Regions from separate parts of the Homo sapiens genome. Here region 1 is linked to region 2. A link is an interaction called in ENCODE POLR2A ChIA-PET data of the cell type or tissue named here. Cell type or tissue: A673. All regions are shown on one strand.

What was found. ChIA-PET counts read pairs that join two places held together with the same protein. Peaks named below come from ENCODE experiments on the same cell type or tissue, not always from the same donor. Only the 100,000 strongest peaks of a DNase experiment are listed, where the experiment ranks them.
Region 1: POLR2A ChIA-PET joins it to region 2 with 6 read pairs; 2 of 35 experiments call an interaction of 5 or more read pairs at or near these places.

Annotation. Positions count from the first base shown.
Region 1 is chr4:186,444,156-186,448,155 of GRCh38, forward strand. The region is part of intron 1 of F11-AS1 (F11 antisense RNA 1); the gene reads right to left. Among named protein-coding and RNA genes, the nearest start is that of F11-AS1, 55 kb to the right of the region's middle. In A673, no CTCF peak of the experiment used is centred here; DNase peaks (open chromatin) are centred at 2,456, 3,266 and 3,676; H3K4me3 peaks cover 1,663 bases; H3K27ac peaks cover 3,910 bases.
Region 2 is chr4:186,141,857-186,145,856 of GRCh38, forward strand. The region is part of intron 1 of FAM149A (family with sequence similarity 149 member A); the gene reads left to right. Among named protein-coding and RNA genes, the nearest start is that of FAM149A, 39 kb to the left of the region's middle. RefSeq lists enhancers at 1,896-2,396, 2,397-2,897. In A673, no CTCF peak of the experiment used is centred here; a DNase peak (open chromatin) is centred at 2,465; H3K4me3 peaks cover 916 bases.

The sequences.
Region 1 (4,000 bases), 300 kb after region 2:
TAGTCGAGTTATTTATTTGACTATATAAAGTAATATTGAATCTTCTACTCTCATTAGTAACCTAATTCTTCAATTTCTCTGATTTTTCTTGAACGGTATGTCATCAAAGTGACTATCATTTTAGCTAAATACATTGTCATATATGAGCAAAATTGCATATTGATAGAATTTCTGAAATTTCTTTTACTTTATTTGACATATTTTACACTAAAAAAAATCAATGTAACTGATAGGACTTCTTAAATTGCCTATTTTAAAAAAATGTATTACCCCTACAATTGTAAGTAATTTGGAAGCCCTGGTACAACCTATACAGTGTTTTTGAATTTGATTCTGAGTGGACAGCTGTAGGAGGGAGAATTACTGAGTCACAAAATGAAACAGATCACAGCACTGATTGGGCCCTACTTCTTATCAAAAGAGGCTCTTCATACACTTAACTCAGCAAGTCACTGTTGAGCACTGGAAATCGTGGAGCTAGGTCCATCCTCACTCCCCTCCCTGTCCAAATGAGAGGAGGAAATGCCCAAACTATTATCTTTCCAAACCTGAGCCGTCTTTTTGTCGCCTCCATCACATGATCAGATTTTTTGTGTGCTCACTGTACTCATTCTTCCCCCTTTTTCTATCATGGATACATCCCAGCCTTTTACATCAGAAATGTGCTCAGTTTTTTTCCCTCCCCAATCTTCTACCACCCTTTGCTTTCATTTATTCCTTAAACGACTATCCCTTTTCTTTTCCCTCGTTCATCAACAACGTTTTGAGAAAGTCCAACGTGAACTTCAAAGCCCAACTGATTATAAATGCTTCCCTCTCTCAATGCTTCCCTGGCCACCATTCAGAATCGGTGCGCCACCTAGGAAACTATCTTTTAGACAGTCGTTACTGAGGGATTGTTTTTGAAGTTAGTAAAATAAAATACACTCCCTGGTTCTCCTGATAATCACGGAAATCGTTTGCTATAAAGCTATTTCAATAAAGCAATAATAGAAAAACAAACATCAGGAAGGAACAATGAGCTCTGAGAGGACCTAGGAACATTAGGGGTAGGAAGATGAATTTAAACTATGCCTCGAGGACAAATAAGGATGTTGCTGACGGTGCCAAAGGTGGGGAGAAAAGGACAATAAGACAAACAGCATGAGCAAAGGCATTAAAATACGACATCCATGACTCACTCAGTGTATTTAAAGATAAAATGTTTAAATGTATTTTCCAGGTGTTACATGGTCCTTAATGATTTTTCAAATCCTTCAGTATATAACATGCAGGCTCATTTGGTTTTCATTTACACACTGTCTCTGTAATTCTGTCATACTTGCCTCAAGTGACTTTACCGTGGAAGAGGACCTGCAGGGAAGCACATAGCACAGGTTGCAGGACAGCTTCGTGGCTCTTGGCTAATTCGAGAATGTATGAGTGGCAGAATTCCATATAGTTATTCTCATCCTAACATACTACATGGAAGCAAGATTGTAAAGAAGGAACACTTGCCTACCTTTAAATACAAAAGGTGACCAATATTTACCAAAAAGAATCTTGCAGTTGTTGTGAACAACCAAATTCATGTAGAACAGTTTGCAATAACAGCTATTAAGAAAACAAATGGTCTGTTATTCAGACCAGAACTCCTGTTGCTCTTTAGATGACAAATGCATGACGCTTTAAATGTATGTACGAAAAATAAATCTTTTAGAAGACTTTCAAAAATACTTCTAATTTAGAGTTTCTGACTCAGCCTCTCAACTTTCATTCCTTCATAATTCACTCATCCATAATAATATTTATTAGAATCTACCTCTGTATAAGGCCCTTTCTAGGAGTCAGGGATGAAGTGGGGAATAAGGTAGACCAGGTCCCTGCCCTCATAGCAACCATATTCTAGGGAAGCAAAAAAGATTTGCTTTTCAAGCACTCCAAGGTTGCTAATTATTTTCCTGGTTTCCCACATGGTTGTTGAGAAACCAAACAAAACTTGTCTTTGGCGTATATTCTTTCTATTCTTTGAAAATTTTGTACATTAGCAAAACACATTCACTAAAGCAAATAATTTTTCTTGGTTAAGTAATTTGGTTATTCTTACCAAAGATATAGAGACCTTCCTTCAATAAACTATAAACATTTTCAGCAAATAACTAATCAGAGTTTATGTGAGTTTTTTCCAAATATGCACAACTTATAGTAGCAAAATATTTGCAAACTCAGTAATCATAAGTTAAACCATAATGATGATGACATATTTTGAAACATTTCTTTGTTTAGTACCTTGAATATGCCACACACTATCCTAAAAGAAAAAAAGTGAAGATTCAAAAGCAGTGAGAGAAAATTTCCCTGTACAGTACACAAAGTTGTATGTACTTCAGTGGGGTTGGTGTTTTTCTCCAGGAGCGTCTACCAGCACAGCTTTGATCCCTTCATCAACAATATCCTAAAATTCAACGCTTTTATGGTTACAATACTGCCTTTCCAAAGGCATGTCAGCTAGATCTAGCATACAGTTTTTGGCACAATTTATTTCCTTCCTTCCTTCCTTCCTTCCTTCCTTCCTTCCTTCCTTCCTTCCTTCCTTCCGCCTGCCCTCCCTCCCTCCCTCTCTCTCCCTTTCTTTCTTTTCTTTTCTTTTCTTTCTTTCTCTTTCTCTCTCTCTCTTTCTTTCTTTCTTTTCTAGGATGGAGTTTTGCTCTTGTTGGCCAGGCTGGAGTGCAATAGTGTGATCTTGGCTCACCGAAACCTCCACCTCCCAGGTTCAAGCGATTCTCCTGCCTCAGCCTCCCGAGTAGCTGGGATTACAGGCATGCATCACCACGCCCAGCTAATTTTGTATTTTTAGTAAAGACGGGGTTTCTCCACGTTGGCCAGGCTGGTCTCGAACTTCCGACCTCAGGTGATCTGCCCACCTTGGCCTCCCAAAGTGCTGGGATTACAGGTGTGAGCTACCGCACCTGGCCTCTCTATTTTTAACTGTGCAACAAAAGATATTCCACAAGAAGGTAACTTCAGTTCCAATTGTTTGTTCTGTGAGAACTTGGTTTAGAGATAGGGTTGGTAAATTGTTAAAGGTGTGTGGTATTTTTAGTCATTTCCCAATTTGCTAAATTACAAAGGACTAGCTTTTTGATAGATTACTGGGTGGCCAATCTGATTGATAGGAAGCTCAAAGACAAGTCTGATCCTCAATTACACATTTTTAATCCTCGAAGCCAGAGGGTTAGTCTTTTCTTTAACTTCCTTTTTAATTAATTTTATTAATCTGTTGCAGATGTTCTTCTGATATATCCATGTTCGTCAAGGAAGATGGACATGAAAGCTAATGTCTTGGCACAAGATTACGTCTAAAGCCCACAACTTAAAATGAGATGGGCTAAACTTCACATAAACTGCATACACCTTGGTATCACTCCTCCTCAAACTACCGTCTCACTACTTACAGACATTCCAGCTTCAGAATCCACGCCTTATATAAGGTGACTGCCACCTCCTGCTCTCTCAAAATACTTCCCTACTTTTAGGTGTCAAAGGAGCAGTAAAGGGTCTAATCCTATAAAAATTCATTTCTGCCAATATGCTAGCCCCTCAGGAAACAGTCTTAAATCATTATACAATTTGCATTTCTTAACATTTTAGGTGCCATTTAGGTCAGTGGGGGGAAATCTCTTTGGGCCAGCCTTTCGATTTTGGTGTCACAGATTGTTTAACAAAGATGACAGCAGTTCCAACCACCAGCGCCAAGGGGCTACTTCCCTCAACACGTCAGAATGCACAGGATTAAAAGAAGAGTTTCCCAAAAACATTGTATCTGGTGAACTTAGATTAGGTCGAATCTTCTAACCCAAGCAAAAAGGCATTATCTTGCTTCCATCCTTATTAAAATCTTGGTGTTTGTTTTACAGTTTTGGTCTTTAAGCTCACAAAACCCAAAGGATTTTTGAATAATTCCCAGTAGTTTTACCATGTATAAAAACTGCCTTCAATTTTATAAGCTTCTTTGATCTCT
Region 2 (4,000 bases):
AAGGGCCCATCTCAGGTCAGTGTGGTTTGTAACTAATGGATGGGGTGAACTCTGATAAAATTCAAAGAAACCCACAAGGTATTGGCAGAGTGATGGAAGCGCCACTGGCTTGAACTAAAAGAGGCACAGACTTTTGGACCCCCTTCCCCAGCCTTCCCTGGAGGAAAGCAGGCTGAGAGGCTACTTAGTTGCAAACCTAGGCCATTTCTTTTCCCTGAGGAAGTCTCGGTAGAAGCAACAGCCCAGAGGACAGAGCTAAGGGCTGGGGAGAAGGCAGGAAGCAGAAGTGAGTCCTCCTCAAGGCAAGGCAGCAGGAGCCTGCTGGAACCCGCAGTGGCTGCTGCCTGGCTCCGCCACCTCTCTTGTTGGACAGGTGCCCACTGGGGATGTCCTGGCTCTGTCTCACCATTGTCGGTTGGGTGTGGAGAAGGCTGTTGCCTTGTCTCTCTAGTTCGCAGGTCTTCAGATGTAAAGGAAATACCCAAGCAGAAGCCTCATCTGTACGCGGACATGCTTTAGATGATGAGACTTCTGAGCATCTTGAAAGAGCTGAGTGTATCGTGCATGTGTAAATGACCTGTGGCCAGAGGACGGTTATGGCGGATTAAAGACGGCTGTAGGTTCTTCCCATTGAGAGCTGGGGTCTATTTTCCATCTCTTTCATTCTGGGACTGCTTTGATTATGGAGTACAGTGGAGGTGACACTGCCAGTTGCCACCTTGAATAGAGCTGACGGCTTCTGCCTCGCTTTCTTGGAGCCCTAAGCTGCCACGTAGAAATTCCAACGACTTCACTGGAGGGACCACTCAGAGAAGTGTTGAAGCTGCATGAGAGAAGGCTCAACTGAGCCCAGACTTCCAGCCACCCCCGACTGCATGGTGTAGACACATGAGTGAAGCCTTCTTAGAGCCTCCACACCAGACCACCCTCCACCTGTATGCCACTGAGCAACCCCACGGGGAGCAGAAGAAACACTCAACCTGCCGCAATTCCTGAGTTCTGTGGATTATGAGCATAACAACATGACTGTTGATTTAATCTACATTTGGGGTGGTTTGTTATGGGGTAATAGATATCTGGGACACATTCACACATATACATCCTAGCTGTGTGACCTCGAACATGTTACTTAAGGTCTCTGACATCAGTATTTTTATCAACAAAATTGTAATAATAGTGTCTACCTACTATGGGTGTTAAATATATGTAAGAATATATGTAAAATAATATATATAAAAGTAAAAGCAGCTAGCATATGTTTGGATCTTAAATGACTTTGTGTTCGATTTTTACTTTTTTTTTTTTTTTTTTTTTTTTTGAGACAAGAGTCTTGCTGTCTTGCCCAGGCTGGTCTTGAACTCCTGGGCTCTAGTGATCCTCCCATCTTGGCCTCTCAAAACACTGCGGTTACAGGTGGGAGCCATCACACCAGACTCCTTTCTTTTGTTTCCCTGGCATGCCCATCCTCCCACCCCTGGCAATATAAATAATATCAGCAAGTCTGTGTGGGCTTAAGATACCATAGTTTTCCTGATAGATATGTATACACATACACACACATCACACATATACACATATACATGTATCAGGATTTAAAATCTCATTAATTTTATAATTTATAACCACTTACCACTTTTATAAAAGTGGGGAGGATTCCAGTGTTCTTAGTTCAACAATGGATTACTGTTTTGTTTGTGTTTGTTTTTTTGAGACAGAGTCTCCCTCTGTCGCCCAGCCTGGAGTGGGTGGGGCGATCTCCGCCTCCCAGGTTGAAGTGATTCTCATGCCTCAGCCTCCTGAGTAGCTGGAATTACAGGCACGCACCACCACACCCAGCTAATTTTTGTATTTTTAGTAGAGACTGGGGTTTCACCATGTTGGCCAGGCTGGTCTTGAACTCCTGATCTCAAGTGATCCGCCCACCTCAGCCTTCCAAAGTGCTGGGATTACAGGCGTGAGCCACCCTGGCTGGACTACTGTTTTTGTTATTGGTAGTGATTTCTTGTCACCGTGCTAGGGTGGTGCATCAGAAATAAACTGGGCTTTTTAGTAAAAACTCGGAAATACATGGTTTACCTCTGTAAATACGGGATACTTGGCAGGAGAAATTGTACCTGTTGAAACTTAGATGGCCTCAGCTCTCAAAAGAGACTGGCTACGGCAGGACGGGGATGAGTGTTGTACCGGCACCCAGTGCACTAACTGTCATTACTAAAATCCCTGTCGTGGGAAAGGCATGCCTCGTGCAGTGCCCACCCTCTGAGACTCAAAAATGTAGTTCACCTCCGCGACCTCACCCCTTCTTCCCTTAGCATGTGAAAATGACGGCTTGGCAGTTTCACCAGCTCACAGGAGAGCGTCCAGCTGCTCTGCTCCTGGTATAATCCTGGGCCTCCAAAACTGAAACGAGCACATGGTAACGCAAGCGGCAGGCATGCTCGGGGTGTGCAGGAGATGCACCGGCTTGTGTGAGCCGGTAGGGCAGGACGGGCGTGGAAGGGTCCACGTCTTTAGTATGCATGCTTAGATCTAGCGTTCCTGTTGATGGAGTAATGGTTCTCGCATTGACCAGATCCGGGGCTTCATTTTTTAAACCTCATTCGTCCACTCCCCACCCCAGCCTGGTGTGCGCACCCTTTGATGGGGCGGGGATAGGCGAGATGGTCCTGTGGTTCTCTGCCTTCTTCTGGTGAATTAAAATCCGATTTGGAAGAGAGAAGGGCAGCCAGCACCAGTATGCACAGCCCCCGGCCCCAGAGACCCGGGAAGGAGTAGGGAGGCCGGGCCGTGCGCGGAGGAGTGGCCGCTGGGTTGGAAACCCGGCCCGGCAGGGAGCGGGGAAGGCGCGCTTTCCCGGAGGTCGGCGCGGGGCCGGGGCCGGGGCCGGGGCCCGGAGCGGGGATGGGCGGGCGCAGCCGGGATTAGCTGGCGGGCGAGGGCGCAGCGCAGGGAGGAGGAGGGGAGGCGGCGCCGGCGCGGGCGGGGCGGAGGATCTGGAGAGGGAAGGGGCGTGCGAGCCCCGCGGACCCCGGGCGCGCCCGGGCCGCCTGAGCTGGGCCAGCCGCGCGGCGGGCGCGGGCGCGGGCGCGGGCGCGGGCGCGGGCGGGTGGGGAGCCCCAGCCCCGGGGCCGCGGGGGCGCGTGACCGGCTGTCTGCGTGGGGCCCGCGCGCGGTGCCTCTGCCTGACGGTGCCCGAGCCTAGCGCGGAGCCTGGCGCGGGGGCTGCGAGCACAGGCCCGGGGCTGATCGTAATCGGGTGAGTCTCATCCGGCAGCAGGGCTCGCCTTCTGGCCGCTCTGCAGGCGATGTGCGCGGTGTTCTCCGCCCGCGGGCCGGCTGCGTCTGGCCCGGGCTTCCCTGCAGGCACTCGGGAAGCGTCAGGCCGGCCCCGGGCATGGCTCACGCGGGGAAGCGTTCGCCGCCAAAGGGACTCCTTCGTCACTGCGGTCGCTCCTGGGACTTGCTGGTGTTGGGTCAGGGCGGTGTGAGTGTTCCGTGCTGAGGAGCGGCTTCCCATGGCCACCCTGGAGTGCCCCTGTGTGTCCCCCCATCCAGAAAACCAGCCTGCATTTTAACCCGTTCAGAGTACAGTGCTTATGTCAGACAGTCCTGTCAACTAGGAATAGAAAATTTTGAAAGCTGCTGTCACTGACATTAGAATTTCTACAAAGCAGTGTGGCAGAGGTTTGTGGGCTGTCAAGAAGCAACCTAAAACAGTAACTCTGGATGATGATTTTCCTGACAGCTGGAATGGAGTCATGGAGATTGGAACTCACCCTTAACCTCCATGCGCCAACAAATGAGTGCAGTCTAGTTTAGTGACTGCACTTCAGTCCACCCTACGAAGACCTGTCCCCAAATCAACAGCCTTGCTCTATTTAAACAGTATGGACAGGAACTAGTATAGAACTTGCATGTCTATGTTTAGAAGCTTCATGGACATGCCACCATATTCAAGTTTTAAAATACCTGTGGGATGCATCCTGTAAGTTGTGTACAC